7 separate regions of the Mus musculus genome follow, and all the other regions are linked to region 7. The links are chromatin loops, found by intact Hi-C in ENCODE. Cell type or tissue: heart. All regions are shown on one strand.

Region 1 (4,000 bases), 280 kb after region 7:
CAAAATAAAAGATGCTCTGTCCTGGTCCAAAATTAAACACACTAGTCTGGTGTGGAGCAGCATTAATGCTGTCACAGCAAATTTTGCTCAGGGGCAAACAAACGTTCCCTATCCATAAATACTGTAGGTGTTGTGAGTCACACGGTCTCTGCAGGAACCAAACTTTTGGGAGTCTGAAAAATACTATGAAGGCAAATGGGAGTGATTGTATGCCAATGAAGCTTTACCTACAAACCCAGGCCCTGAATCAGTCAGCTATACTCTACTTTAAATGAGCATTTAACAAATTATAAATCCACCTGCCAAGATGACGGGATTCCAGAATGCCTCAAGAGCAGCAGCCTGGTACAAATTTAAACCACACTGTTTCCTGCACATGGGAGGTGTGTGTATTCCCAACACAATCCAGGGTGTGACAGCTAACTGAAGGACTGACTGACACAAGAATTACTGATAGTGTTGTATCCACAAAGTAGCAGGCACCGGGGACTATTACACTCGAAGCTTTGACTATATGAGTCCGTCACTGCTAGGTGTCATAGATGACTGTCACTGTACCCACCTTCTACTATCAGGGATTCTTACATTCAGGGATATACTGCTAGCTCAGTGTGCTCCCACTAAAACTCCCTTCTCACAACTATGCTGCCTAAATGGATTGCTAAGTGCTCAAGCTCCAAAATAAGTCCTTAAAGTTTTGTCTCTATTGTTTTCTTAAACCAGCATGCCCCCTTGACCTCCCTACAACTATAGGGTTCTCTACTTTGCAAAAGTCTGGTTTACACAAGCCCATACAAGTTTATATCCATTGACCTCCTTACAGCTCAAGGGTTCTCTACTCTTTAAAAGTCTGGTTTATACAAGTCCTGTCCCTGAGAGCCCTGGACATAAATCCTGGACTGCACTATGCCAGTAATCACTTTTCAGACTACTTGTCTGGTACTTACCGACCACAGTTTGCTATTTATGCAGCTTTCTTGAACCAGGTTATAAACTGAAGGCAAAAATGATGCCTGATAATGCCGGGCAGTGGTGGCGCACGCCTTTAATCCCAGCACTCAGGAGGCAGAGGCAGGCGGATTTCCGAGTTCGAGGCCAGCCTGGTCTACAAAGTGAGTTCCAGGACAGCCAGGACTACACAGAGAAACCCTGTCTCGAAAAACCAAAAAAAAAAAAAAAAAAAAAAGATGCCTGATGCCCCATAATGTCAATTTCCTTTAGACTATGACACTGTGCGTAGTATGTGTTTGTCAAACAGCTGACAGATGCTGAAACTCAAAGCTGAACCTTTGGAACAAAGATACTGTGAGGTCCTACATACCTTTGGCAATTGCTACTGGAGCAGAGCTGGGGGCAGCTTGATTTGGAACACTTATGGGCAGGACAGTAGTAGGTAATTTGCTGGTAGAAAACGACTGAACCACTAAGACACAGAAAGATGAGAGTATAATAGTGACAGAAATTAGTATTTTCCTTAATTTAATCTTCAGCAATTTTATATATGCATATAATATATCCTGGCCACACTCATTCCCCCATGTTCTCTTATGCTACCAGCTTCCCTGTCTCCCAAAAGCTGCTCCCACTGCCCTGTCTTTTTGTTTTTAGACTGACTTTTAACCAGCACTGCACACATGGGCCATGGTGTGGAGCTATCTACTCAACAGTGTTTAGACCACTAAAGATGGCGCCCCTTTCTCTCAGTAACCATCAACTGCCAACAGTGCCCCTGTGGAGGGGCTGGACTTCTAAGGTCATCTCCTATCCAAGACAGAGCTGACAGGCCCAGCCCTGTGCAAGCCCTGGGTAGGTGATCACCAAGGCCACTGCATTCCTGAGTGTAATGGCCATGCTCTGTCCAGAAAACAAAGCTTCACCCTACTCCCACCCTATGGCACTTACATTCTTCCCTGTCTTCCTTGAGACAGAAATTATTTTTATTACAAATAACCCAACTCCATGTTGTCAAGAGCCCATTTTAAGTGTACACCACAATCTTAAGCTGTGCTGCCCACTAGTGGCAGAATAACTGAGTTACAGCCTCCACTATGGACATGAGGGCATGCCAGTAAACTAAGAAAATAAAAATGCAATAAAGCCAACTCACAAACGCTCAAGGTGTTCTTTTTTGACACATCTTTAGAAATGGGCAGACAGAGCCAAGCTACAGTGCTCAGGGGACACAGGTGCTTACCACCATGCATCACAACGGCCTGAGTTAAATCCCTGGGACCTACACTCTAGAAGGAGAACTTAACTCACAAGTTGTCCTCTAAACTCATATGCCTGCATGCACCCACTCATGCACATGAAATGAAACATAAAGGCTAACTGACAAGCTGTACAAAACCAAGAGACATCCTACCCGGTAGGAGGGTTCCCAAGACAGAGCTGCGTCAGTACCAGGGTGGCACGCACCTTTATTCACAGGCATCAAGACAGTCTGCACGCCACCAGAGGTATTGATGCTTAGTGGCTTGAGTTGACTGGGAATTGTCAGGACAGCCTGCTGGGGACTGGACTGAGCGGAATGAACTTTTAGCAACCCTAAAGTGGAAAGACAATGTCAAGTACAGTTAAGGTATTTCCTTCAAGCTCCTGCCCTCTCTGACACTCCCAGTTTCTCCCACAAGCAGTGCCCAGAACAATCACTCTTTAGTAAATAAAAAGTTGGATGCAGGAGGCAATGGATAATGGAGATTTTACAGTAAAACTCTGATATAATAATTTATTTTTCTTCTCTTCTCTTCTCTTCTCTTCTCTTCTCTTCTCTTCTCTTCTCTTCTCTTCTCTTCTCCCCCTCCCTCCCCCCCTTTCTTTTTTTGGTTTTTCAAGACAGGGTTTCTCTGTGAAGCCCCGGCTGTCCTGGAACTCACTCTGTAGACCAGGTTGGCCTCGAACTCAGAAATCCGCCTGCCTCTGCCTCCCGACTGCTGGGATTAAAGGCGTGCGCCACCACACCCGGCTATAATTTATTTTTCTTTTTTCTTTCTTTTTTTTTTTTTTTGGTTTTTCGAGACAGGGTTTCTCTGTATAGTCTTGGCTGTCCTGGAACTCACTTTGTAGACCAGGCTGGCCTCGAACTCAGAAATCCACCTGTCTCTGCCTCCCAAGTGCTGGGATTAAAGGCATGCGCCACCACCGCCCGGCTAATTTATTTTTCAAGTGTCCTTGTCCTAAAACAACAAAAAGCATAACAGGAAGGCAAAGCAGTAACTGCTGCCAAGACACAGGCTTTGGAGTAAGACAATGACCTGGTGTTTGTAGTTTTCAAATTCCTGTTTTTAATGAAAATATTGTATGCTAAGCAGTTGAAAAGCAATAAAACGCCGGGCAGTGGTGGCTCACACCTTTAATCCCAGCACTTGGGAGGCAGAGGCAGGTGGATTTCTGAGTTCGAGGCCAGCCTGGTCTACAGAGTGAGTTCCAGGACAGCCAGGGCTATACAGAGAAACACTGTCTCGGAAAACCAAAAAGGAAAAGAAAAGCCATATAACGGCAAAGGTTCTGATTATACACTAACCAGTGTTTAGTGTCACCCAATGTCCTGCTGATGCTTGCGACCCTCCCTGATTATCTCAACAACGTCTCTGTTTTTTCATTATTTCGGTGTTTATATATAAGAGAATGTATATCATGCAGGCCTGACTTCCTTAACCTTATTGGGGCCTATGCTATAGAAAAAGCTTTTTCTTCTTCTTTTTTTTTGGAGCCAGGATATGGAAGGAAGAGAAAAAGGAAGCACCTCCAAAGGCATGTCTCAATCATGGTGGGGTGGTGCACAGCTTTAATCCCCATACTCAGAAGGCAGAGGCAGGAGACTTGGGCCAACCTGGTCCATATAATGAGTCCATGACTCCACCGAGTAAGGGCACTTGCTGCCAAGCTTGGTGTCTGAGAACCAACTCCTTAGCTGTAGTCTTCACTCCCTTACCCTGACACTGAATGTGCTTTAACAAAGTAGCCATCTGGAAATATATCTGGCTTATTTAATGATATA
Region 2 (4,000 bases), 71 kb after region 7:
GTACAACAAAGACCTGCTCCAGAGGAAGTCCTTATCCCTAAATCCTGATTGGTGGAAGAACTTGACACAGATGTTTGTGGATTTCAGACTTAAAAAGCTCTGTAGATTCTGGCTCGAGGTTGCAGTCAGCTCCTGAGTCTGGTCTTTGACCCTGATCAGTCAGTCCCAGGACATACGCTCCATAAACTATCCCTGTCTGCCTGAGATCAGTGTTTGGTGGTTTGTCTGGCGACTCCTTGACCCCAACAATATATATCTTAATTTTAAAATAGTGAAACATAATCAGCTTTTTGTTATTATGACAATATGACAAATACCGGAGAAAACATGAACTTAAAGGAGAAAATACTTATTTTGGCTCAGGTTTTTATCCATGGTGAACTGGTTTTGTTAGTGTGTGCTCGGCACAAGGCTGAACATCATGACAGGAAGGGGTAACACACATCTCTCAAAGGTATACTTCCAGGGACCAACTTCCTTTAACAAGCCTCCAAGTCCTCATATTCTACTAGCTTCTAATAGTGACATGGAACAATCAGTCAATATTAAACCGTTCATTAACTCAGAGTCTTCATGATCCAACTTCCTGAAAGCCCAGCTCTGAACACTGCCTATCTTCCTGAGCTTTCTGTGTGTCAAATATACATCCTGTCAATAAGTCCAGCTTTATGACATTAGTGTTCACAGTAGCTAACTAGGTAGTTGTATGATGGACAATCCAGTTTACTTTCTTTTTAAATCCCTTAAATGGGTAACCATAAACAAGCCCCGGGTAGTTTAAAGGTTGGGAGGCATGCAATAGAGTAGTCTTTATATTATGATACTAAAATAGATAAAATAGAAAAAATAAAACGACTAATGCCTCGGGAGCTTTACATTTATTTATAAAAATAGATTGATTAGTTAGTATATCATTTTGACATCCCTTGTCACTTTGGAAATTGCGATTCTGGCATTTCACTACTTAGAAGTCAAGAAGCTGAGATAGATGGGTAAGAGAAAAGATCCAAAGGTACCATTCATGCAGAACGTGGAGGACTCATGCACCCATTAAGTGACACCACAGCTAAGAGTTGGGGCTGGACAGAAGCAGGCTATGATGACCTTCACGATGTTTTCTGGCACGTGGAACCGCCGCATAGATTTGGAAGTTCCTGACTTTGAACCTCTGGCTGTCAGAGAATACAGCGCCACCGGCTACCCCGACCCGCCTGCCCAGCCCCCGTGACTAAGGCAGAGAAGGTTCCAGACTGGGCATCAGAAACCGGGGAAGGATGGGGCAGCACGAGATGCGCGCGGGTACTGTGAGCAGCCTGCACCCCATCCCGGGCACCAGCGGTGCTTCTGGGAAACGTAGTCTTTTGCGGTGTGCGGCGCTGGGGGCTGCCGGATGAGGGACTACGATTCCCTTCGGTCTTGCGCAAGCTTTGTGCATCGCGCTTGCGCGTTGTGGGGGACTATGCCGCTATAAAGGCTTGTTTTGCTCAGGGTCCGATGTTCGCGAGCGTGCCCGGGCTGTTTGCTCTCGTGTGGGGAGGCTGGGGTGCAGGTAGGTGACGGTTCACGCCTTTTTCATGCAGTGTCGGAGGCTGTCACGGGCTCACTTCTTTGGGCTCTCCAAGGCGGGGTGGGCGGTGGGAAGCCTCGGACGGGAGAAACGGGGCCTGTCTCGTTCCGATCTCGCGCGGTCCCCGGCTTGTTGGCGACCTCGCGGGCTGTGCGGAGGTCTAGATGTTAGAAGGCAGGAGGGGAGGTTTGATGGGTGGTCACGGCCGGCTCCACTCTCCGCGCGGCCACCAGGGGGAGCTGCGTTCGCTGTGGGTGGGTCGTGGAGCCTGTGCTCGCAGGCCCGGGGCTGGCATGGGAACGCCCTAGGGCCGGGTGGCGGAGCTGTCCAGAGAGAAGCCCCAACCTCCCTCCGGGACTGGAGGCTGTCAGCCACTTACTACGTAAGTCATTATCTATGTTTTGTTTTGTTTTTTGTTTGTTTGTTTTGCTACTGGTATGTGGAGGTACGTGGCATCAGCACACACAGCGAAGCCGAGGTAGAGATGGGAGCCTAGATCTTCTGTCACCAGTGTCCTTTTCGGTGCTGACACGCAAAGGAGCTAGTGGCTTTGTGTTTATAACACCTGGATTTGGTGTTTTCGTACAGATGTGGGAGTCTCGATGCAGGTGGGCACAGGAATGACCGGGGAAGTCTTGAGTTCCGAAGGGAGAAATGGATGGGTTTTACTGGGGTCTCTGGAGTAAGTGACAGGTGAGGGAGCTTGGAGGCACAGGTGGGCCCTGGGGGAGAGGTGGGGGGGGCGTGATAAGTGGTTCAGCTTCCTTGTAGCTTCCAGTAGCTTCCAGTAGCTGCAGGGCCTGAAGGAGCTTCCTGAGGCGCCTAAAACCTGAGAGATGTTGCGATAACAGAACTTGGAAACACCAACCTGGTTAGTTACAGTTCTCCAGGCCTACACAATGCCCCTCCCCCCTGCAGAATCGTCACATCCACCCCTCTTCACTGGAAAGAGAATTTTAGAGCAAAACCAGGTGGCCCCCAACCCTGTCAGTTTTGAGTCGGGGTACTAATGTGAGAGTCCCCACTTTGTTTATTCTTCTTTCTCCCTTTATAGTGCTGGCTTAAACCAAAATATGCCAGGTTTTCCTAGTCCTGATACACACACCCTTTCCTTTGGATTTGGCAGGGCTGGGGACTGGAAAGAACCTCTGGCCTACATGCTTTTATCACTGAGCCTAAGTTAGCATTAGTTTTATAAAAAGACTTTACATTAGCTGCAAGGGAGTTGTCTAGAAAATGGGAAGTATGAATTGCTCTTTGGGCTGGAGAGGGTCCTGGTGTAGTAATCCTTTCTTAGTTGATTGCTTCATATCCATATTCACCTTAGCCCTACTCTACCGGCTTCTGTGTGTTCTTCTTGTCATATCCCAGACACACAGAAGATGGTGGTCTCCTTGTGTTCAGTGTGAAGAAACAGTAACTTTATGGCTACTCAGGTGTTTGCATACTTTAAGGTGCTGCACCTTTATTTATTTATTTATTGAAAGTGAAGCTATGACATTGGTGAAGATCATGGGGACAACGATTCCCCATACCCCATTCTTATAGAAACTCGCTTTGTCTGGAAGGTTAGGGAAGTTAGAATAGGCCACTGAAGTCCTATCTTATCTCACCATTAGGAAAACAGTTGTTTCTGTCAAAACTGTCTTTGCTACCACAGTCTGTGTGTACACTTTACCGGTTCCGCTTCATAATATATGATTGAACACACACAACTGAGAAAAAACATTGCCTCGTACAGTTCTTCGATAACTTTCCCTGTTGTTCTTGATGTGTTTGGTGTTGTGAATGGGGTCCCTTGGGCTCCTCCCTTTTAAGCTTCCCCAGCCCCCTCTTGCCTATTTTTAAAGTAGCGAGTAATCTTCCTCTTCCAGATGACAATGGCAGATGCCAGATCTGTTTATAGCTTGGCTTTCGGAAGAGCCAGAGCCACAAGCGTTGTTTTTGCTTAGTAAGCTGGTTTTGGTTTTGTTTATAGTGTACACAGTCATTGGGCTAGGTGCTCTTTCTTTCTTCCTTTCTTTCTTTCTTTCTTTCTTTCTTTCTTTCTTTCTTACTTTCTTTCTTTCTTTCTGTCTTAAATAAACAACTTATCTGTATCAACTTCCAGTGCTTGAACCAGAATTCTGATAAGCAAAATGGCCAGTCCAGCCCTCATTGGAGATTTGAGGGTCTTAATTTTTTTTTTAAGATTTATTTATTATATCTAAGTACACTGTAGCTGTCTTAAGACACACCAGAGGAGGGCGTCAGAGCTCATTACGGATGGTTGTGAGCCACCATGTGGTTGCTGGGATTTGAACTCAGGATCTTCGGAAGAGCAGTTGGTGCTCTTAACCACTGAGCCATCTCTCCAGCCCTTTTTTGGTTTTCGAGACAGGGTTTCTCTGTATAGCCCTGGCTGTCCTGGAACTCACTTTGTAGACCAGGCTG
Region 3 (4,000 bases), 270 kb before region 7:
GACGCATCAATAGAGGACTAATACCCAAAATATATCAAGAACTTAAAAATAAACATGAAGAAAACAAATCACCCAATTTAAAAATGGGGTACAGATTTAGAATTCTAAAAGAAGAATGTAAATGGCTGAGAGCACTTAAGGAAATGCTCAACACCTGGGCAGTGGTGGCAAGTGCCTTCAATCTCTGCAAAGGCAAGGGAAACTTTGCAAATACAAGACTAGCCTGATCTGCAGAGTGAGTCCCAGGATAGCCGGGGTTACAAAAAGAAAACCTGTTGAGAGAGAGAGAGAGAGAGAGAGAGAGAGAGAGAGAGAGAGAGAGAGAGAGAGAGAGAGAGAGAGAGAGAAAAGAAACAAAATATACATATATACAAATGTTCCAACATATATGTATGTGTGTATATATGTATATACATATGTTCATTCTATAAGTTCTGTTCCTCTAGAGAACCCTGATAATATAAGTAAGTATTAAAATTTGTAAAGAAAACCATTAGGTCTTCCACTAAATTGGAAAACCTAAAATCTAAAAAAAAAAAAAAAAAAGAGCTACATAAGACCTACCAAAACTAAACCAAGATGATAAAAATAATTTACAGAGTTCTGAGTCATGTTGAGGGAATGGAGAGATTCTCGATGGTTAACAGTGCATACTGCTCTTGGAGAGAACCCCAAGTTCAGTTTCCAGTACTCACAGCTCACATAATTCCAGCTCAAGGGGATCCAATGCCCTCTTCTGGCTTCAGAGAGCACCTGCACTCACCATGTATACACACATATACACATAATTAAAAATAAAATCTTTGCAGGTAAAAAAAAAAAAAAGGCCAGTGGTATTGATGTAGCAATTAAAAACCTCCCATACCCAATATATATATATATATATATATATATATATATATATATATATATATATATATATATATATATATATCCAGATGAATTCACTAATGAATTTTACTAGACCTTCAAATAAAAGCTAAAACCTCTGGGCAGTGGTAGCATAGGCCTTTATTCCCAGTCTTCAGGAGGCAGAGACAGGCAGATCTCTATGAGTTCAAGGCCAGCCTGGTCTACAAAGTGAATTTCAAGACATCCTGGGCTACACAGAGAAACCCTGTCTCAAAACAAACAAACAAAAAGGCTAAAACCAATGCTTCTCTATTCCACAACATAAAAAAGTAATAACATTAGCATTATCAAACTCCTTTCACAAAGCTGGTGACAGAGAGACAGAGACACAGAGAGATAACAGATCAGCTTTTCTGATGAACATAGACACATATGAGTACGTCCTCCTCACCCTAACTCAACGCTGCTATGGTCCCAGTGTGTCCACTCGTGTCTCTGGAGTCCTGTCCTCTTCCCTGACTTTCTGTATGCACTGCAGCTCACAGGACCTGCACCACTTGATGCTCCACATGCTCCTATACCCCGCATCTGCCTCCCTGCCCTCCTTGGGTCAGACAGCAATCCTGCACCTTTGCCTGTCCAACTCGGGTGCTCTTCAACGGTGCCAACATCCTGACGTCCTAGGGTCCCACTGTGCAGGTCCTGCAACCTGGTAGCCAAAGATAGCACCACCGCTAAGTACTTTGTGCGCAGCCGCTCTGACAGCCTGAGCAAGGATTCTGGGTGCAGTCACTGGCCAAAGAGGATGGGACAGCCTGGGCCAACCTGGAGACAGTGCAGTCGGAGCTGTCCAGCACGGAAGAGCTGCGATGTGGGCTGAGATCTCTATCTGTATTGAGGCCAATGAGGTTCTAGTGTCTTTGAGTGGGCGCTGTGTGCCTGTGCCACAGGGAAAAATGAGGCTGGCCTATGGAAGTGTGTTGATTGTTCGTTGCTAGTGAAGCCGCCACCAGGGGGCAGCAGCCCTAGAGCTCCTGGTTTGAGACCCTAAACTTGGAATACTACAGAGCAGTATTAACAACAGCATGGTGCTGGTATAAAATACACACAGATCAGCAGAATAAAATAGAGAAGTCGAATACAAGGCCACACAAATACAGACACCTGGTTTTTGACAAAGATGCCAAAAGACACATTGGAGAAAGACAGCATCACCAACAAATGATGCTGGGAAAACTGGATATGTAGAAAAATAAAATTGGATTTATGTCTCATCCTTTTCCAGAGGAACAGGTACCCCAACACACACCTGAAACTACTGGAGGAAAAAGTAGGAATAACTTTATAACACAGGTATAGGGGGGTGTTCTGAAAAGGAGTCTGATTGCATAGTCAGCACATGGGGTATCATTAAGTTACAGAGCTTTTGTACGAGAAAAGCAATGGTCACTTGAGTGGAAAGGCACCTTACAGAATGGGAGAAGTACCTGTTGGAGCATTGGGATCTAGAAAGAATTCAAGAAGCTAAACAGAAAGAAAACAACCCAGTCTAAAAATGAGCTACAAAACTAAACAGAGTTCCCAAAAGGAAAAATACAAATGGCTAGTAACTTGAAAGTGTTCAGTTTGAGAGGTTGCAGATGGTGCAGCAGCTAAGAGCACTTACTGCAGAGGACCCAAGTTGTAATTCCCAGCACTCACATTAGCTGGGCATGCAACCGCCAGTAACTCCAGCTACAGAGGATCCAGCACCTCTGGGCGCCTCAGGCACAGGCATTCACATGGACTTACCCACACACAGATACACAGGCACACAAATAACTATAAACAAAATGAATCTTTCAAAATTATGCCAAGTATGTTGGTGTGGTCCTTTAGTTCCACCACTAGAGAGTCAAAGGTAGACAGATCTCTTTGAGCTCCTGACCAGCCTAGTCTAAACAGTCAATTCCAGGCCAGCCAGGGCTGCATGGTGAAACTCTATCTCAGACAGACGACATGTAAACAGACAGAAAGACACTGGAGATGTGGAAAAACACCTGAGTGCTTGCTGTTTTTCCAGAGGATCTGAGATGCTCAGTTCCCGGTACCTGCTATGCAGTTCACCTGTAACTCCAGCTCCAGGGCATCGTTCAGGGGTCTCTGCAACCTTAACAGGCTGCAGAGAGAGAGGAAAGCCACAGAAGGAAGGAATACACTTCAGCTCAGCTCAGTAGCCAGTGCTAGATCAAACTTCAGAAGTCTAACTCCAAGGAGGTTATTTTAGACATATTTAAGCACAGCAAAATTTAGTGAAAACTAAATGTATGATAATTGACACAGCCCCGCATGTACCACAAAGCATGCTTAAATCTCCTTGAGGGACAAAGTAAGCCAAACACAGATCAGACGTGACTACAGCGAAGCTATTGGTAAAGTCCATAAAGATTGGTCTTGGGGCTGGTGAGATGGCTCAGTGGGTAAGAGCACCCGACTGCTCTTCCGAAGGTCCAGAGTTCAAATCCCAGCAACCACATGGTGGCTCACAACCATCTGTAACAAGATCTGACTCCCTCTTCTGGAGTGTCTGAGGACAGCTACAGTGTACTTACATATAATAAATAAATAAATCTTAAAAAAAAAAAAAAAAAAAGATTGGTCTTGTAGATTGACTAGAAAAAACAAACTTATGATAAGGGTCTGGGAAGGATCTGGTACCGGAAATGTCTCTAACCACACAGTACAAAGGTCACCAGACTAGAAAGCACATCCACTCCCATCCTTCTGGGTGGAAAACAGGTATTGTATTCCTTCCCTGAAAGGAACAATCTGGTGTGTTTAACGTTCCAGATTCCTGTAGTGTTTATCTGTGAGCAAAGAGACCTCTGTGCCTCCTACCTTTTTTATCTCCCCTCCGTGTTTGTTTGTTTGTTTTTTTTAACAAGAAGATTGTGGCTGGAATAGAGGTCAAGATTGAATACATTGCCTGCATAGCTAGCCTCACGATTAGAGGCAAGTATCACAGAATTGAGACTAGCTACCAGGGGACCAAAGAAAGAGGAAAGCTGTCTTAACCACATTAGCCATTCAAAGTCACCTGAGAGGTTTTTCTCTCTTTATACAGCTCAGTTTGACCATATGCAATATTATAGAAATCTAACACATTAAA
Region 4 (4,000 bases), 700 kb before region 7:
TCCCCTATGTCATGTTTTACACAGGATATGGTGCACTATCAACAGCAGCACAGTCACCTCCATCTGGACCTTGCTGAGCCTGGGATTACCCAAAACAGAGCCCACACGTGATTCCCTGTGCCACCGTTCTCCAGCGTTTTTGTTTGTTTGTTTGTTTTTGTTTTGTTTTATTTTGTTTTGTAACCACAAGGAGCTATTAAGCAGTGTAAAGGGTTTGGCTTGTCTACGTGATCTGTCAGTATTGAGAGAGTGTGGACCAGCAGAATTGACATGCTGCTGACATGAGAGTAAATTGCAAACCCAGAGAGAACTCCTGGATGTGTACCTGTGTGAAGCTCTTGCATGGCCCAGGGTGCTTGCCTATGTAGCGGCGTTATCGGCAAACGAAGTCCTGCCAGCCACTTGAAGGTCCTTAAACAGGTCACGGCTTCAGAAAAACCATCAACGAGCTGGAGGCTTAGCTCAGAAGTTGAGCAGGTACCCAAAGCATCACAAAGTGAAGATAACAGCAAACACTGACAACCCTCAAGTGGGTCAACTTACGCCGAGAACACTTCAGAGAAAAGAGGACTTTGCCGGAGGATTTCCGTTGGGCAATAGTATCTGTGGAAGGTCCAGAAGCACGCTGGGTTGCAGCAGTAACAGTAAACGTGTCTGCAGTAACAAACTGGATTCATAGCCGTGGCTGTGGGGAGACAGGAAAGGTGCGGGGACCAATAGAAAGAACACAGTGACTTGTCAGGAGTATTTTCTGTCTTAGCTGGTGGTGGTTTGTCTTGAGTATTCCAGGAGACAGTTCTGCTTTCTAACTCCAGTCCTGTACTTGGCTTCCAGGGGCTTTAGGCATGCTCACTTAAGAGTTTCCTTCTCGGGCTGGTGAGATGGCTCAGTGGGTAAGAGCACCCGACTGTTCTTCCGAAGGTCCAGAGTTCAAATCCCAGCAACCACATGGTGGCTCACAACCATCCGTAACGAGATCTGACTCCCTCTTCTGGAGTGTCTGAAGACAGCTACAGTGAACTTATATATAATAAATAAATTAAAAAAAAAAAAAAGAGTTTCCTTCTCTGTAATGGGGGTTCCCATAGTACCCACCTCAACAGTGGCCATGACCCTTACTTTGCTCCCTAGAAGAAAGTGTGATCTTGCCTCTTTCCATAATAAACCCTGACAGCAGCAGCAGGACTTAGGAGGTTGGTTCCAGGTCTGCATGGCATGTCTGGGGTGAGCTGGTGCACATTTACACATTCACAAAGACAGCCCTGTTTTTTCTTGGTATTACCTGGTAGGAGCAGAGCTGAGGATGCCCCCCCCTCCTCCTCCCCTTCACCTCATGTATCTCCTGCCTCTGCCCACTCACAGGACCAACAGGTAGATGACATTCATGGTCACTCAGCTGTTGAGGGATAAAAGTGAGGGAATTGTGATCCAGGGGTCTCAAGAATAACACACTTCCAAATTAAGCTAGGTGTCCATAACCTTAGTCATATTCCATTTAGAAATCTCATGCAAATCACTGAAGACTGTCTTCACTCACAGGAACTCTGGCCTCTGGCTCCATGGGCATGGCAACTTTCCTGGGTGTGGGGTGCTAGGCTGGGCTCTACACTCCCGTCCCTGCTGAGGTTTTCATGGGGGTACACATGATGCGTTCAGGTGCCTATAGAGCCCTAAAGAGTCAGTTGTAGCTGCCCAACAAGAGTGGTCAGAACTGTACTTTGATCTCCTGCATGAGCAGTGTGAGCCATCCCCCAGCTCCCACCCTTTTCTTTCATATTTTACTGCATTTTTTTTCAACAAACCGCTTCTAAAAATATCTGACCATGTAAATATTTATTTCTTCCTTTTCTTTCTACAGAGATGAGGTTGAAGCATTTCTTCTGCCAAGAGAATGACAAGTCTGCTTCCCCCACATCAGCCCTCCACATAGCTTCTTGCAGGCTCGGGTCTATTGAGTCCCACTAGTTGCCAGGAGAGGAAGGACTAACCGCTGGTGGGTAGAACTGTTTGGATTCAAAGCCACTAGAAGCCATGAGAAATTCAGAGAAAATTCACTAGAGGGCACTAGAACACTGCTGCAAGGAAACTGTTCCTGCTGCTCTTAGCCTCACTGCTTTTTTTCTTCTTCTCTCAGTCCTTGCAGAGCGAGCTCCACCTTCAGTGAGCATAAAGCTGTAAGCTACTGTTAACACACAAAGGTCAGGGCATGGGTACTGTCCACGGGAAGTTGAAAGGGGGGTTGAGAATTCAGAGAGGCAGCCCAGGAGGCTTGCTCTTTCCTGTTCCTGTACATTTGTGCACATACCACACTTATGCACATGTGTGCACCATATAAACTACATGCACACATCGAGTGAACAATATATACTGTATTATTTTCTTTCGTAGATGTGACCCACAGAGGAAACTCTTATTTTGGCTCTGTTTGAGTAGTGCAGTCCGTGATGGCAGCAAAGACACAGCTGAGGAAGTGTGAGACACCTGTTCACATCACATCTGCAGTCAGGAAGCAGAGAAAGATGCTCAGCTTCCCCTGCCCCTTTTAAAAAAAACCCAATTATTTATTTTATGTATATGAGTACACTACAGCTGTCTTCAGACACACCAGAAGAGGGTATCAGATCCCATTACAGATGGTTGTGAGCCACCATGTGGTTGCTGGGAATTGAACTCAGGGCCTCTGGAAGAGCAGTCAGTGCTCTTAACCACTGAGCCATCTCTCTCCAGCCCCTCTTTCCCCTTTTTATTTGGTCTGGGACCATTGTCCATTTGATGGTGCTACCCACAACCAGTGTGTTTCCTCCTCACTTAAACCTCTCTAGAAACACCCTCACAAATCTCAAAATGTGTCTCCTAGGTGATTCCAAACGTAATCAAGCTTTTCCAAATAAACAGTGCGTGCATACCCTGCGCATGCACCACACCCCCAACTCCTTGTAGAGCAGACTCAGAAGAAGGCGGAACCAGTAGCAGCGAGTTTACAACTTGAGAGAACAACCCTCACGGCCCCAGACAATCCACGGAGCATTAGAACCGCTGTAAAAGAACCCCCATTAAAATGCACACGTGTTAACCACATGCTCCCCCGAGGGCTACATGCATTCGTCTATACCCACTGGCACATTAGCAGATTTACTCGGTGCTGAGACTGGAGTCCGGGAGCTTTTGTTAGAGGGTCAGAGGCGAGAAGAATGAGCATGGCTCTGGAGACGGCCCTGTGACTGCTCACCACTGCACTGTGGGCTAATTATTGTCCCAGCTTCTTAAGGGAGGACAATAAGCCTCACAGGTGGAAAGTGCGTTGTCTAGGCTCAAATAGTAGTAGGCAGAGGAGCTGGAATTCCGATTCTGCCCTGAAGAAACTTGCCATTGAGCAGATATGGGGGAAAAAAAGGCCCAAAATAAGCCAGGTGTGATAACCCAGACCTGCAATCTCAACACCTGAAAGGCAGAGACAGGAGGGTCACAACAAGTCTAAGGTGAGTTCCAGGCCATCCAGCCGATCCTGGCTCAAAACAAAACAACCCTCAAATAAAGGTGATAAAATGTAAAAATAAAAAGGTTAAATGGCATGAGGATCCAGCAGAGAGCAGCTCCATTTTCTTTTTTCTTTTTTTTTTTCTCTCTTTCTCCATCTGCATTCACAAGAGCTTTGCTGTCTGGACTGCCCTCTCTTAGGGTCTCCAAACAGCTCTGTTAGCTGAACCTAGACCCAACAGACACTAGAGCACTGAGGTGCTCAATGGTGGGCAAAGATGTCTGCAGAGGGTAAGCTCTAGGGGAGCCTCACACTGAGACCCACCCCTACCCAGCAAGCAAGCCATCTATGGAGGAGACCTGTGTGTCAAAAATAAAGCAAGCTGCCAACAAGGTTGCTTAGCAGCTGCTGATATCAACATGGATGGCTTGAGTTCAGTACCCAGGAGCCACATGATAGAAGAAAACTGCCCCAGCAGTTTGCCCTCTGACCTCCACACATGTCATGGAACATGTATGCCCC
Region 5 (4,000 bases), 130 kb before region 7:
ACTGGGAAACTTAAGTGTTCATACTTATACAAAACAAAACAAAAAAGAATCTAACCAACTGAGTGTGGAAGCACAACCATGCAACCCCAGTCACTGGAGGCTGAGCCAGGTGGGCTTACCGAGCTATAGGACAAGTTTCACTTGTATAACTTGTACAAGCCATTCAACAGTTCATTAATCACTACACTAGTGTATCAGAGTCCACTGCTGTGTCTGCGGCTCCAGTGTGATCCTTGGTAAATGGATTCTATCATCAGTGGTAGTTTGATCTTGCTGTTCCCTGCTGGGGAACCATCCCAGAGCCTTATGCATATTATGCAAGCTGCTTTATCATTGAACTTCAGCACTGGTCCTTGGTTGTTTTTGTTGTTGTTGTTGTTTGTTTGTTTTTGTTTTGTTTTGTTTTGTTTTTGAGAAAGGATTTCAATGTAGCCCAGGGTGGCCTTGAACTCACTATGTAGCCCATACTTCCGATCCTTCTTCAGCCTTCTGGGTGCTGGGATTACAGGAGTGTGCCACTATGCCCCAAGTGAGAGGCTGTCAATAAAAACATTTAAAGTGCTATTACAATACTCCAAACTTTATCTCAGCAGAGATGCAGAACATCACACTTTTGCGTAGAAGATAAGAATATAAGGAAAATTTCTCACACATAAGTGGAACTTATGCACATTTAGTATTATAATATCTTTAAAGTTCTGCACTTGGGTCTTTTTTGCTTAACTATGCTCCACTGCAGAGGGAGACACAAATTAGATTGCTTAGGAGGCTCAAGGCTAGCTGGTTTATACAAGTTTCAGACCAGCTTAAGCTACATAATGAGACCGTGTCTCAAACAAAACAAAACAAACAAAACAAAAAAGAATCTACCCAACTGAGTGTGGAAGCACAACCATGCAACCCCAGAACATTGGGGGCTAAGGCAGGAAGGCTTACCTGAGCTATAGGACAAGTTTCAAGCTAGTTGGGTCTACACAGTAAGGCCCTGTCTTTAAAAAATAATAAAATAAAAATGAATTCCAGATTAAATTATTGACTTTATCTCTCTTCTCTTGCTAGAGAGAGATTTGCTTCAGTTCCCACATGCTATCATTCTTGGCAAGAATCCCAGGGTTCTTTCTTCATCGATTTAGGTGAGTGGCTGCTCAGTTCTGAAACAATGCAGCTTAGCTCAGGGCTGTTTCACCCACAAAACTGGCCTTAATGAATAGCTTCTATTTTCTCTGTTTAAACTAGAATCGCAGCTCAGAGAGATCACATGACACACTTATTGGGAAGATGAAGAGTATACTGCTAAGATTTTGGTGGCTTTATTTTTCTAAAGTTATATAAGTAGCAATGATTTTTGTTTGTTTTTGGACAAGGTCTCATTATGTAGCCCTGAACTTACTGTGTAGATGCAGCTGGCCTCAGACTCACAGAGATCAGCCTGACTGATCACAGAGATGAATGGCCAACTCCACCAGGACCAACACAAATGATTTTTAAAAACACGATTATTGGGCCTTCAATTCAAGGTCATTCAGAAAATGGCAGATTCTGGATTGAAAGTCATAGCTGTGCAACTTCCAGGGGAAGGAGGTGTTTTGGACAATCTGATCACCCAGAGTTATTCTGTCCTTCCTTTCAGATGTCAGGGTCAGTCTTTCTCACCCCAGGGCTCAGTTGGGGACCATTCCTCCCAGCCAAAAAGATGGCGTACAGGAGTGTTAGAAGGAACCCCTGTTAGGCTACACCCCAGAGGTAATCTCAATCACTCCTCTTCCCTATCCCACAGGCCCTGTTCAGAGTCCTGACAGCAGAGACCTTTGCATTAAACACCCGAAGGGAGAAAAATCAGCAACCCAGCAATCTCACTAGCGTGATTTGGCGGGACTAAAGGGAAGGTGTCTTGCTTGGAGCATGGGCAAAAGCAATAGCGTCATTATTGTCTTTACCAGCCCGTCACTGTGAGTGAATGTGAGACACACCCTCCCTCCCAAGGCCAGTGATTGCGCCAGAGCCCTCTCGCGCCAGAGAGCGGGTGACGCTGCAGCTGACTGCTAGCAGGGCAGGGGCGGGGTTTGTGGGGGGGCGGGGGGCGCAAGAGGTGAAAGGAAGTGTGCGTGTTCTTTTCAGGGGAGGGAGAGAACTCTACCCCAGGCCCCAGCAACAAGGGCGGGGGACACCCTGTCCCTGCTGATGCTTATTAGCGCGCGCCTCTTGCTCAGGCACTCCGGGCTTCCCTGCGTCATCCGCATCCAGGGCGCCCGCCGCGACGCTGCCATTCATTTCTCCCACACTGCCAGCTAGAGCAAGCCTCCCAGGCTGAGGGAACCGCGTGGAGCGACTGGCGCTTTGAGTCTGGATTTTGGCGCCAACAGCGGTCCTAGGGTTTGTGGGGAGTCTATTCTGGCGCGCGCTGCGGTTGCAGTGTTTAAGATCCTTCCCCTGAAAGGCCGCAACGCAGTCTCGGGGGACAGACCCAGTGGTACTCATACAGGGACCAGGTATGCAGACAGATACAGAAATTCAAAACTAGCACACAGAGACCAAGATCAGATACACAGAGGTAGACTGACAGATGCTCAGACAGTCGAATACAAATTGGCCAACTGATGGAGACCTACGCGCAACCAGGATACAGGAACGCGCCAAGCACGGTGGCACCACCCCCAGGCCCGAGCTCTTCCCGCGCTCCAGTCGGATGGTTCCTTCCCCTCTCTCTACGCGTAGTTGGCCCTTTCCCGGTCGCGTTTCAGAGCCCAGGGCTGTGTTCACAGCCAGCCTGGCCGTCGCCTTCTGGGGCCCCGCCGCGCCCCCAGCTTTTGGCGCTCAGTTCTCTGTTGCTCTCCCCTAACCGCGGGTGCCGTCACTCCCCTTCTCCCCTAAGCACTCGGCTAGCCGCTCCCGCCTAGCTGTCGCCTGCACCGGCCGCTGCGGTTCCCCCGGGCCCACGTGGCGGCCATTCCCGGCCACCTCGCGGGAACCTCCCACGGCCGCGCGTTCCACTCCAGGGATCACCGGACTCCCTCGAACCGCTGGGCCCCGCCTCTTTCCGCTGGCCGGTTCCCGCCCCGCCTCCACCGCGCCCCGCCCGCCGTTCTCTGCCGCAGTCGGGCGCTCATCGTCATTCCGCTCTCGCCGCCGCCGCCGCCCCCGCCCCGCCCCCGCCCGGTCCCCGCCGCTGCCGCCGCCGCCTGCCCAGCGGCCCGGGAGGCGGAGGCGCGGGGGAGGAGGCCCCGCTCGGCTCCGCAGTCCCGGATGCTGTATGACTTCATCCTTCCGCCGGCTCCCCTGCTGAGCTAGGGCCGGTCCGGCAGCTAGCCTCTGCCCGTGCCCCGCCGCAGTCCCTAGCCCGCCCGGTGCCCGCCATGTCCGAGATCCTACCCTACGGTGAGGACAAGATGGGCCGCTTCGGCGCAGACCCCGAAGGTTCCGACCTCTCTTTCAGCTGCCGCCTGCAGGACACCAACTCCTTCTTCGCTGGCAACCAGGCCAAGCGGCCCCCCAAGCTGGGCCAGATCGGCCGAGCCAAGAGAGGTACGCGGCCCGGGCCCGGAGTCGCCGCCTGACCCAGAAACCCTTCGCCTGGCGTCCCCAGGCTGCCGTTCCCCGTCAAGTGGCAGCTGCTCTTGCCGCAGACCAGCGCAGCCAGCTGCGTACCCGCCCGGGGTGGGGAGGGTCCCTGCTGTGGAGTTGTCCCATTCTTTCCCTCTCCCGGGAATACTGTGTCCCGGATTCGAAGCTCTCCACTTCTGGAAAAAGAGCCCCGGCTCCTGGTCAAGGGGGAGGGGCCGCTTAGGGTATTTGGGGCTGCTTGGCACTGGGAACACAAGGTGGTGGGCCAATTCCTTGGGCTGAGATGAGTAGGTGGATGTTACTGGAGGGCACCGAGGCCAGGGGTTCGGTCGTCTTGATTGTTTGTATTGGGAGGGGACTCAGGAAGGCACTATCAAAACAGGGATTCAGGTAGAGGAAAGGGTTACACCAGGTGACAGTTTCATCTGAGCTCAGTTCG
Region 6 (4,000 bases), 140 kb before region 7:
CGCCCTGAGAAGAACTCATCTTTGCAACCCACCCACGGGGGAACAAATACCCCAAACAACCCTAGCCCAAAGACACCAGGATCCCTAAGACTTGCCCCCAACACCCCATATCACTGTAGTAGTCACTGGGAATTCTAGAATGGGCCCCTACCTTGGTCATCAAAGGCATGTGTCAACTCATGGCCCATCACTACGCCGATGCCACCAAAGTTCAAGGCCCTGGTAGAGGAGGAATGCTGAATAAGGTCACAGCAGGGACATTTCCTGATTCCCCTCCAGGTCTTCTCCCAGTTCACCCACATGACCCCAGAACCCAGACCCTCCTGCCTCAGACACACTTTGGATGGTTGTGAGCATAGAAGGGGGCCTGCAAGATGCCAGCAGGGAAGACGATTTCATTCTTGGTTGGAAGGTAGTAAGCGTTCACGGTCTGAGGTGTCATGCTCCACCTGAGGGAGGAAGAACGAGGCTGACGGGCCTCACTCTCCTTATGCTTCCCAGCCTGACAGCCAAGGCCTGCCCTGCCTGTCTCCTTCAAGGGCCTTGAACCACTCCTCGTTTCCATCCCCCAAAGCCCTGGTCTACCTCTCTGGCTGCCCCACGTCTGCCCGCTCATTCTCACTGGTCTCGGCTGGGAGGTTTGCGGAGCTGGTCAGCCATCACCTTAGCTGAGAAGTTGTACAGATTCAACATGTTTTGGAAAAAAGAATCTTCAGAGACTTCATACTATGGGAATAGTGGAAGGGAGAAAGCAAGTGAGAACGTGTTGGAGAATCCCAGCAGGAGCTTTCGAAGCAAGCCTCTGTCTCCTCTACTGTAAGATGGCTGTCGACAGCTAATTGACAGTATTTTAAAGGTACTTAAGTTTCAAGGGCTGTTTTGTTGTTGCTTTTGTTTTGTTTTGAGACAGTCTCACTCTGCATCCCTGGCTAGCCTGGAGCTTACTATGTAGACAAGACCTTGAACTAAGAGTTCTGCTTCCTGAGTGCTGGGATTAAAATCATGAGCCACCACATTCAACGTTTTTTTTTTTTTTTAAACTTACATTCTTTTGTTCTTACAACCCTGTAAGCTGAGTCCCTTTTATTTGTTTGCTTTGTTTTTGTGTATTCTCGCTGCCCTGGAACTTCCTCTGTAGACCAGGTTGGCCATAAAATTGAAGATCCATCTGCCTCTACTTCCCAAGTGCTGGGATTAAGGGCTTGCACCATTACAGCCCAGCAAGGTGAGTATTACTAAAGTCCCATTTTACAGATGAAACTGAGGCCCAAGTTATATGTCCTGTCCAATCTTACACAGAAGTAGGAACATGGTCAACTCAGGAAGCACTCCAAATTCCAACCTTCATTAATGCTATATTTTATTGTCAACTGGCCCATACCTGGCACAGAGATTATACTTAGACAACTTAATTACTTGTATCTGCCTTCTGTCCTCAGTGCCTGAACTTCTACTGCTGAGGCCGGGTACAATGCCAGAGCCGCAGGATCTGAAGGTTAGTATGTGAGCAGAGGTACTCACCCCATCATAAACATCATCCAGCTCTTTGGGCTCCAGGATGAAATCAGGGAAACCAATCATATCATAGATGGCATCTGCCTACAGAGACCAAGGTAAGGATTTCCCTCCTAGATCCCAGCAAAACTCAATGGGCTGTCGCCGCCTCAAGATGGCGCCCCCGACACAGCCATGGCTTACTTTCTCCTTGGCTGCCAGCCGGGTCTTCTCATCCATCCAAACCAAGTCTCCCAGGGTCTCCTCAAAAGCAGAGCGGATTTCATTGATCATCCCCTCGGCCTGCGGGAGAGGGGAGGGTCACAAGTCAGCTTCCCCTGCACTGACTGCCTCTTTGCCCTCCACTGGCCCTTGGGTTCCATCCTGGTCTATCCAGGATGTCATGGATTATGAAGAGTCCTGAAGAAAGGCTGCCCAGCAGGGAGGGTGGGACCACCACAGGGGACATTATTGTCATTGTGGGTGGCATTTTTCCAAGTAACTAAGTAAACATTTAAATTGGCAGTTGGGTGAATTAATATACTTTCATTATCTACATTGTTCTTTATCTGGTTAGATAGGAGACAAATGAACAGATTTTGTACAGTTGAAAACTGAGGAAAACTTATCACTGATAATCTCATCACACAGCTATCTTCTTTTAACAGTCTGACTATTTCTAGTGTTTTTCCTACCCCAGAAATTCAGACAGAATATGGAACTGTGTTATGCAATGTGTATATAGTTTTGCAATCTGCTTTCGTTCTGCTTTAAAATGTTTCAGTAGGCCAGGTATGAGAGGCAGGGGCAGAAGAAGGGGCATCACAACTTTGAGGCCAACATGGTCTACAACAGCAAGTACCAGGCCAACCTCATCTCAGGGTTGGGTTTCTTGCTTGGGGGTAACAAACTTGTCAGGCATGTTAAAGGGCTCCAGATGCAATACTGGCATTACCAGTCTCTCTTTTAATCAAAAAATTAAAGCCAGACATAGTTGTTTAATCTAAAAAATAAATTCTAGGTATCAGAAGGCTGAGGCAAGTTCTAGCCTGGAATTCATAGTAAATTCCAGGCCAACTGAACCATCTAAAAAATGTGAGACTGTTAATTTTTTTTAAATAAATAACTAATTTATCTTCAACTTAAATGTGGTATCATAATCCATCCTATTATTTATTTTTCCTTTACTGCATAATTGGACATCTCAGGTCTCCCATAAATATCTAATATTTAATATTATTATCACCTATTATTATCTCTTAAGTATTATTTTTGGTTTGGTTTGCTTTTATTTTTTATTTTTTTAAGGATTTATTTATTATTATATGTAAGTACACTGTAGCTGTCTTTAGACCAGAAGAGGGAGTCAGATCTCATTACAGATGGTTGTGAGCCACCATGTGGTTGCTGGGATTTGAACTCAGGACCTTCGGAAGAGCAGTCAGTGCTCTTAACTGCTGAGCCATCTCTCCAGCCCCCTTGCTTTTATTTCTGTTTGCTTGTTTGTTTTTCGAGGTAGGGTTTCCCTATGTAGCCCTGGCTGTCCTAGACTTGCTTTGTAGACCAGGCCGGCCTCGAACTCACAGGGATTTGCCTGCCTCTGCCTCCCAAGTGCTGGGACTAAAGACACATGCCACCACACCTGGAAAGTTTTGATAATTACATAGGTAACATAAACCTAGTATAAGACTTTGTAAATTACAGAAAAATGCAAGGAACCCCACACCTCATAGTCCCACCCCCCAATGTGCTGCTTAGTGAAATCCCTTCCCAATTTTCCTATGCATACACATAAATGACCAGCAGGTTTTTAAACAAATCAAAGGGTAGTTTTAGAAACATGAAGACTCACGATTTCCTTGCTTTGTCGGTCAAATGTGGCTTTCACAAAGAGTGAACCCAGAGCAAAGCCAAGGGCATCATCTGTATTGGAGATGCAGGTCTGCCACCTCGGAGTGCAGGACTGAAAAGGAAGAAGGAGCGGGGTCCCAGAGATAGCAAGGACCTCTAGTCCGAAGGCCTCTCTTCCTGTCCCACAGAGCTGGACAACAGCTTGACTTGGGTTTTAGGAGCCATTTCGGCTTCAGACTCCAGAGATATGTAAGGCAATATCTCAAACTGCACTGGACCCAGAAGCACAGCTTCAATAGAGAGATAGGTGAGCTACCCACTCCATTCTCTGTTCCCACTCCTGTTATTGCCCTAATAGCCCTCCTTGACTTCAGAAGTTTCCATGATGATGATGATGATATGATGATGAATACTTATTGGGGAGGGGGCACTTGGAAGTCAACCTAAAGGAGCAGCCACGTGGGACTTGAGGCTTGAACTTGGGTCATCAGGCTTGGTGTCAAGCGCCTTGGATGTTCTGAGCCATCTTGCTGGTCCAAGATTAAATGTTTCTTTGCTCAGTTCTACAGTTCAGACTTCTATGCAATCAGTTCACTCTACCTGAAACCCCAGGATCACCCCAGCTTCCTCCATTACCTTCCTTCTGATTCAGTCC
Region 7 (4,000 bases):
GCCCCGCTACCCTCGAGGCCGGCAGACTGCTCGCGAGCCGGGTGCTCACCCGAGGCTGGTCCTTGGAGATGGGGAAGAAGCGGCGGTTGAAGCTATCGGCCACTAGAACTGCCTGGAGGGGCGGCGGCGGCTCCTCCTCCGCACCTTGGGTTCCCCCGCCGCCCGAGCCGCCGCCGCCGCGTTTGCTCGCTCGGCCGGCCGCAGCGCCAGGCACCGCCGCAGTGGCTGCCATCTTGCTTCGCAGCCAGCACGTCCGCCGGGAAGTCACACGGCACGCAGTAGGGGACAAAAAGGACTCACAGTCAAAACGCGAAGGTGTAGTTGCAGGGAGAGAAAGAGGAAGGAATGCGCATGTGTGTACCAGCAGACCCCACCCACCCCGTGCAAGACCAGGGCGTGGCTGACCGCAGTAGGTGCTACTGGGAGGTGTATGCACCCCAGAGGGGTGAGATCCCACCGTTGTCTACTTAGTCAGTGAGTGCTGTTGGATTGGACAAGCTAAGAAGGCAGCGAGCTGGATAGGCTTGTGATCGCTGGGCAGGAGCCTACAGCTCCTCTGCCCAGAGTAGGATAAAATTTGTAGTTCTCAGGGATTGGAGAGATCACTCAACAGTTAAGAGCACTTACTGCTCTTGCAGAGGATCCACGTTCTGCGCCTGGCGCTCACGTGGTAGCAAGCAACTATTCACAATTGCAATTCCAGGGTGTCCGACACACTTTCGACCGGGCACTGGATGCCTGTGGAAAACACTCATCCACATAAATCTAAATATAAAATGAAGCTCCCCACTTGCAGTCTAGTAATCTAAGGGGATCTGGCATCTTTGGGAGGGAAACCACGATCTGCACAAATACTGGACATGGAGGCAGGCTGTAGATTTTTACTGAACACACACCTATTATGGGTGCTCCCTCCCCCCTTGCCAGAAATACGACCTAGAGCGACAGGCATTTCTTAAACCCTCAAATCGGAACCAAGGGAGCACGCCCAACTAGTGAGTGGAAAAACTGCTGCTGGAGCTCATCTGACTCCCATGGTTCTGAAAGAGTAGTAAACTCAGTGCTCCAAGGTATGCTAATCATAAAACAGATAGCGACATTCCTCCACCCACCGGCTTCCTGGGTTCAAAGAGTGTTAATTCAAAGAAAGTCACCCTGACCCACTCTGACCATTGCTGGAACCTGCAATGCAAATGTGCTATCGTTAGGGGCTCTTAGAAACTGTCTTGAGAGTTAACAATTACCAGGTATTCCTTGTGACACCTGTGACTCTGTACTTCCTTGTGACTCTTAACTGGTATTTTTGGTATTTTCCAACAACGCCCTTCCCACCTCCTTGAGTTGTGGTTCCTTCCTTTAAATACCCCCTTATCCAGCTACTCGGGGCGCCACAGTCCTCTACCCCTGCGTGGTGTATGACCGTGGGCCCGAGAGCGCTCTTGAATAAAAATCCTCTTGCAATTTGCAGCAAGACCGTTTCTCGTTGGTGATTTTGGGGTGTCGCCTCTCCTGAGTCAGAACGTGGGGGAGTCCTCACGTTGTGGGTCTTTCAGTTCCACAAGCGTTATCCCAGATGAGGCTGGATCTAAGAGCAGGAGTAAACTGGGTAGGACTGGGGCGTAGTAGCAAGCTTTTCAGGCTAGACTGAAGTGGAGCAGCAGGTTTTGGTAAAAGAAGCCGTGGCCGCAGTTTATAAATCAAGCTTAAGGCGGAGGAAGCAATGGCACGCAGGCTGGGCGTAATTCTGTCAAGCCAAAAATTCCAGTAAGTAATCTGCCCAATCAGCAACAGAACCTCTGCTAATCCCACAGCCCGCAAGTTTCGGCAACTCCCTCTGTTGCTTCCACCCACCTCCCCGCAGATGTTCTCCGGTGGAGTGGTGAGCCTATGTTTCTAGTGTATCGCTACTCGTTAGCTTCCTTGTGGAACCCAGAAACCTGTCATTTCTTCCTTCGCCCAGTTAATGAGGGTGCTATGAGGACAACGTTTGCTTCTGAAAACGTTAGTACAGAGAGGGAAAAGCTTAGTAAAAAATTTCAATTAAATCGAAGTCGGACAGGTCACCTAAGAGCGTATGCTTCCAAAACCGATTGAGACAGGGGGAATCTCAAGTGAGAGCTGTAGCAATGCCTCGTGACAACTGATCAAACAAGTAGGCAAACACGACCAAAATAAAATTAAGTATAAATATACCTTCTGGGGGACTGTTTGCGCTACAGATCTACATGAAGAAGAAAAATGTGCACTTGTGGGAACTTCTCATGCACACAGACTCTTGCTCAAACACGGGATCCCGGAAATGCTGAATGTGGAGTTCAGTGGCTTGAGAAATTGGGTAACACTGCCCTCTACAGATCAGTGTGATGTAGTGAGCCTTCACCAATTCCCAGAGTCTATGTCATAGACTTTATGACAAATGAAGTCTTCTTTTCTTTTTGCCATAAGGTCTCACTACATGTCCCTGCCTGCCCTGGTACTGCTCACTGTATATACCAGGCTGGCCTCCAACTTGTAGAGACCCACCCGACTCTGCCTCTCGAGTGCTGGGACTAAAGACGTGGATCATCATGCCCAGCCTATGAAGTCATTTTTTTACGTGGAGGTTTTCTGGACTGTGGGGTAGGAAACATCTGTAATGTATATGGAGGTCAGAGGCCCTGTAGTAAAGGAGTCTTTTTTCCTATTCTGAGATTCAGACTCAAAGACAAGTTGAGTTTCTTGAAGAGATTAGAACACAAGGTTTCTGAGACAGCATTGCCCAGAGAAAGAAATGATGATCCTGTGAGCCAGCCCAAGGTCTCCAGCCCACAGCGGTCAGAAGTTACTGGTATAGTGTGAAGTTGTTCCTGGCTAGCTGATTACCCAACTGCCCCAAGGAAGGTGTGTTCTTCGAAGGAAAGGAAAGGATGTAGACTGCCCTTGCTTGTTCAGTACTGTCCCAGTTTTATCTTTGAACATCCTGAGTCCTGGACTGAGGAAATCCTGAGTCCTTGGTACACTGAAGTGTTTTGGTCTCCATATAGGTGGCCACTAGGCATCAGTAATTTGGTCTGGGAACTCCTTCCTACACACATAATTAGTAGAAATGACCAGCCCTTCCCAATGCCTGCACAATATGTAGGTCACAGGAAAGCAACACAGTGATGCTTACTGGGAAATGTTGGTGACAGAAAAAAAAAAAAAACCCTTAATATAGCCAGAGATTGTCCTAAGTAAAGCCACCGTGGAAGCCAGCAGGTAACAATGAGGCTACACTAACAACACAGATCTGAGAAGTAAAAGGTTCTTTAGGTCAAGAGGACAGAATCTCTATCCTGGATGGAGGCCTCACATTCCAGGTCAGGAACTTGGCAAGGAACCACCCCTAGGAAGTCTGGGCTCTCTTTAAGCCGCACTAAAGAGTAAAATAATTTCCCCTTGATGAGATGCTGTGTTTTTTCTTCCTCTGATTCTTTTTTTTTTTTTTTTTTTTTTTTTTTTTTTTTTTTGGTTTTTCAAGACAGGGTTTCTCTGTGTAGCCCTGGCTGTCTTGGAACTCACTCTGTAGACCAGGGAGGGTGGCCTCAAACTCAGAAATCCGCCTGCCTCTGCCTCCCGAGTGCTGGGATTAAAGGCGTGCGCCACCACGCTCAGCTTCTTCCCCCGATTCTTAGCTCCAGTTCAGTCCATACAAGTAAACAGCCATGAAGTTCATTGGGTCTGAGTTAGGACTCAGGAAGGTCCTTTTTACTTTCTTTTTCAGATACTGGTCAAAAACAACTAAGGATACTTTCTTTGGTACTCTGGGCTGCTGCTGTTTCTGCCTCCCTCACACCCACCCATTTGGCTGTCTGTTCACCATGGCTCTGACTTGCATGCAGGCTCTAATGTTTTTTCTCCTCACCCCCACCTCCCACCAGCAAGCAGCTAATGGGTTTACAGCCTGCCTGCCCTGGGGTTTTTCTTTTAAACTCTAATTAAATTGTCCTTGAGCTTCTGTTTGAGTCCATTCTTGCTGGTA

What was found. A loop is a pair of places that touch in the nucleus more often than their neighbours do. Peaks named below come from ENCODE experiments on the same cell type or tissue, not always from the same donor. Only the 100,000 strongest peaks of a DNase experiment are listed, where the experiment ranks them.
Region 1: it touches region 7 in a loop (2.3-fold over the local background); 12 of 42 quality-filtered maps call a loop at or near these places.
Region 2: a loop joins it to region 7, with 2.1 times the contacts of the local background. A loop is called at or near these places in 3 of 42 quality-filtered maps.
Region 3: a loop joins it to region 7, with 9 times the contacts of the local background. A loop is called at or near these places in 11 of 42 quality-filtered maps.
Region 4: it touches region 7 in a loop (5-fold over the local background); 4 of 42 quality-filtered maps call a loop at or near these places.
Region 5: it touches region 7 in a loop (2.3-fold over the local background); 9 of 42 quality-filtered maps call a loop at or near these places.
Region 6: a loop joins it to region 7, with 6 times the contacts of the local background. A loop is called at or near these places in 30 of 42 quality-filtered maps.

What each region holds. Positions count from the first base shown.
Region 1 is chr16:20,211,814-20,215,813 of GRCm38, reverse strand. Yeats2 (YEATS domain containing 2) reads right to left here. Exons shown (of 31, transcript NM_001145930.1): 22 at 2,419-2,547; 23 at 1,322-1,423. Among named protein-coding and RNA genes, the nearest start is that of Gm41431, 23 kb to the left of the region's middle. In heart, a CTCF peak has its summit at 2,023 (motif pointing left); no DNase peak of the experiment used is centred here.
Region 2 is chr16:20,423,797-20,427,796 of GRCm38, reverse strand. Abcc5 (ATP-binding cassette, sub-family C (CFTR/MRP), member 5) reads left to right here and starts at 1,403. Exons shown (of 30, transcript NM_013790.2): 1 at 1,403-1,549. In heart, CTCF peaks have their summits at 1,584 and 1,793 (motif pointing right); DNase peaks (open chromatin) are centred at 1,386, 1,786, 2,346 and 3,416; H3K4me3 peaks cover 3,028 bases; H3K27ac peaks cover 1,978 bases.
Region 3 is chr16:20,763,226-20,767,225 of GRCm38, reverse strand. No RefSeq gene overlaps it. Among named protein-coding and RNA genes, the nearest start is that of Gm22741, 20 kb to the right of the region's middle. In heart, a CTCF peak has its summit at 1,865 (motif pointing right); no DNase peak of the experiment used is centred here.
Region 4 is chr16:21,190,844-21,194,843 of GRCm38, reverse strand. No RefSeq gene overlaps it. Among named protein-coding and RNA genes, the nearest start is that of Ephb3, 12 kb to the left of the region's middle. In heart, a CTCF peak has its summit at 2,057 (motif pointing right); no DNase peak of the experiment used is centred here.
Region 5 is chr16:20,620,548-20,624,547 of GRCm38, reverse strand. The region is part of intron 2 of Eef1akmt4-ece2 (Eef1akmt4-Ece2 readthrough); the gene reads right to left. Camk2n2 (calcium/calmodulin-dependent protein kinase II inhibitor 2) reads left to right here and starts at 3,270. Exons shown (of 2, transcript NM_028420.2): 1 at 3,270-3,522. The coding sequence starts at 3,354. In heart, no CTCF peak of the experiment used is centred here; DNase peaks (open chromatin) are centred at 2,087, 2,707, 3,067 and 3,167; H3K4me3 peaks cover 2,482 bases; H3K27ac peaks cover 1,987 bases; H3K27me3 peaks cover 2,849 bases.
Region 6 is chr16:20,640,072-20,644,071 of GRCm38, reverse strand. Eef1akmt4-ece2 (Eef1akmt4-Ece2 readthrough) reads right to left here. Exons shown (of 20, transcript NM_177941.1): 12 at 3,347-3,457; 13 at 1,699-1,797; 14 at 1,522-1,599; 15 at 623-726; 16 at 339-449; 17 at 152-219; 18 at 1-4. It overlaps Ece2 (endothelin converting enzyme 2), which reads right to left. Exons shown (of 19, transcript NM_139293.2): 11 at 3,347-3,457; 12 at 1,699-1,797; 13 at 1,522-1,599; 14 at 623-726; 15 at 339-449; 16 at 152-219; 17 at 1-4. Among named protein-coding and RNA genes, the nearest start is that of Psmd2, 9.6 kb to the left of the region's middle. In heart, a CTCF peak has its summit at 1,668 (motif pointing right); a DNase peak (open chromatin) is centred at 1,681.
Region 7 is chr16:20,495,146-20,499,145 of GRCm38, reverse strand. Eif2b5 (eukaryotic translation initiation factor 2B, subunit 5 epsilon) reads right to left here and starts at 329. Exons shown (of 16, transcript NM_172265.2): 1 at 50-329. The coding sequence starts at 232. In heart, CTCF peaks have their summits at 262 and 2,353 (motif pointing left); DNase peaks (open chromatin) are centred at 355, 995, 1,755 and 2,345; H3K4me3 peaks cover 2,073 bases; H3K27ac peaks cover 1,562 bases.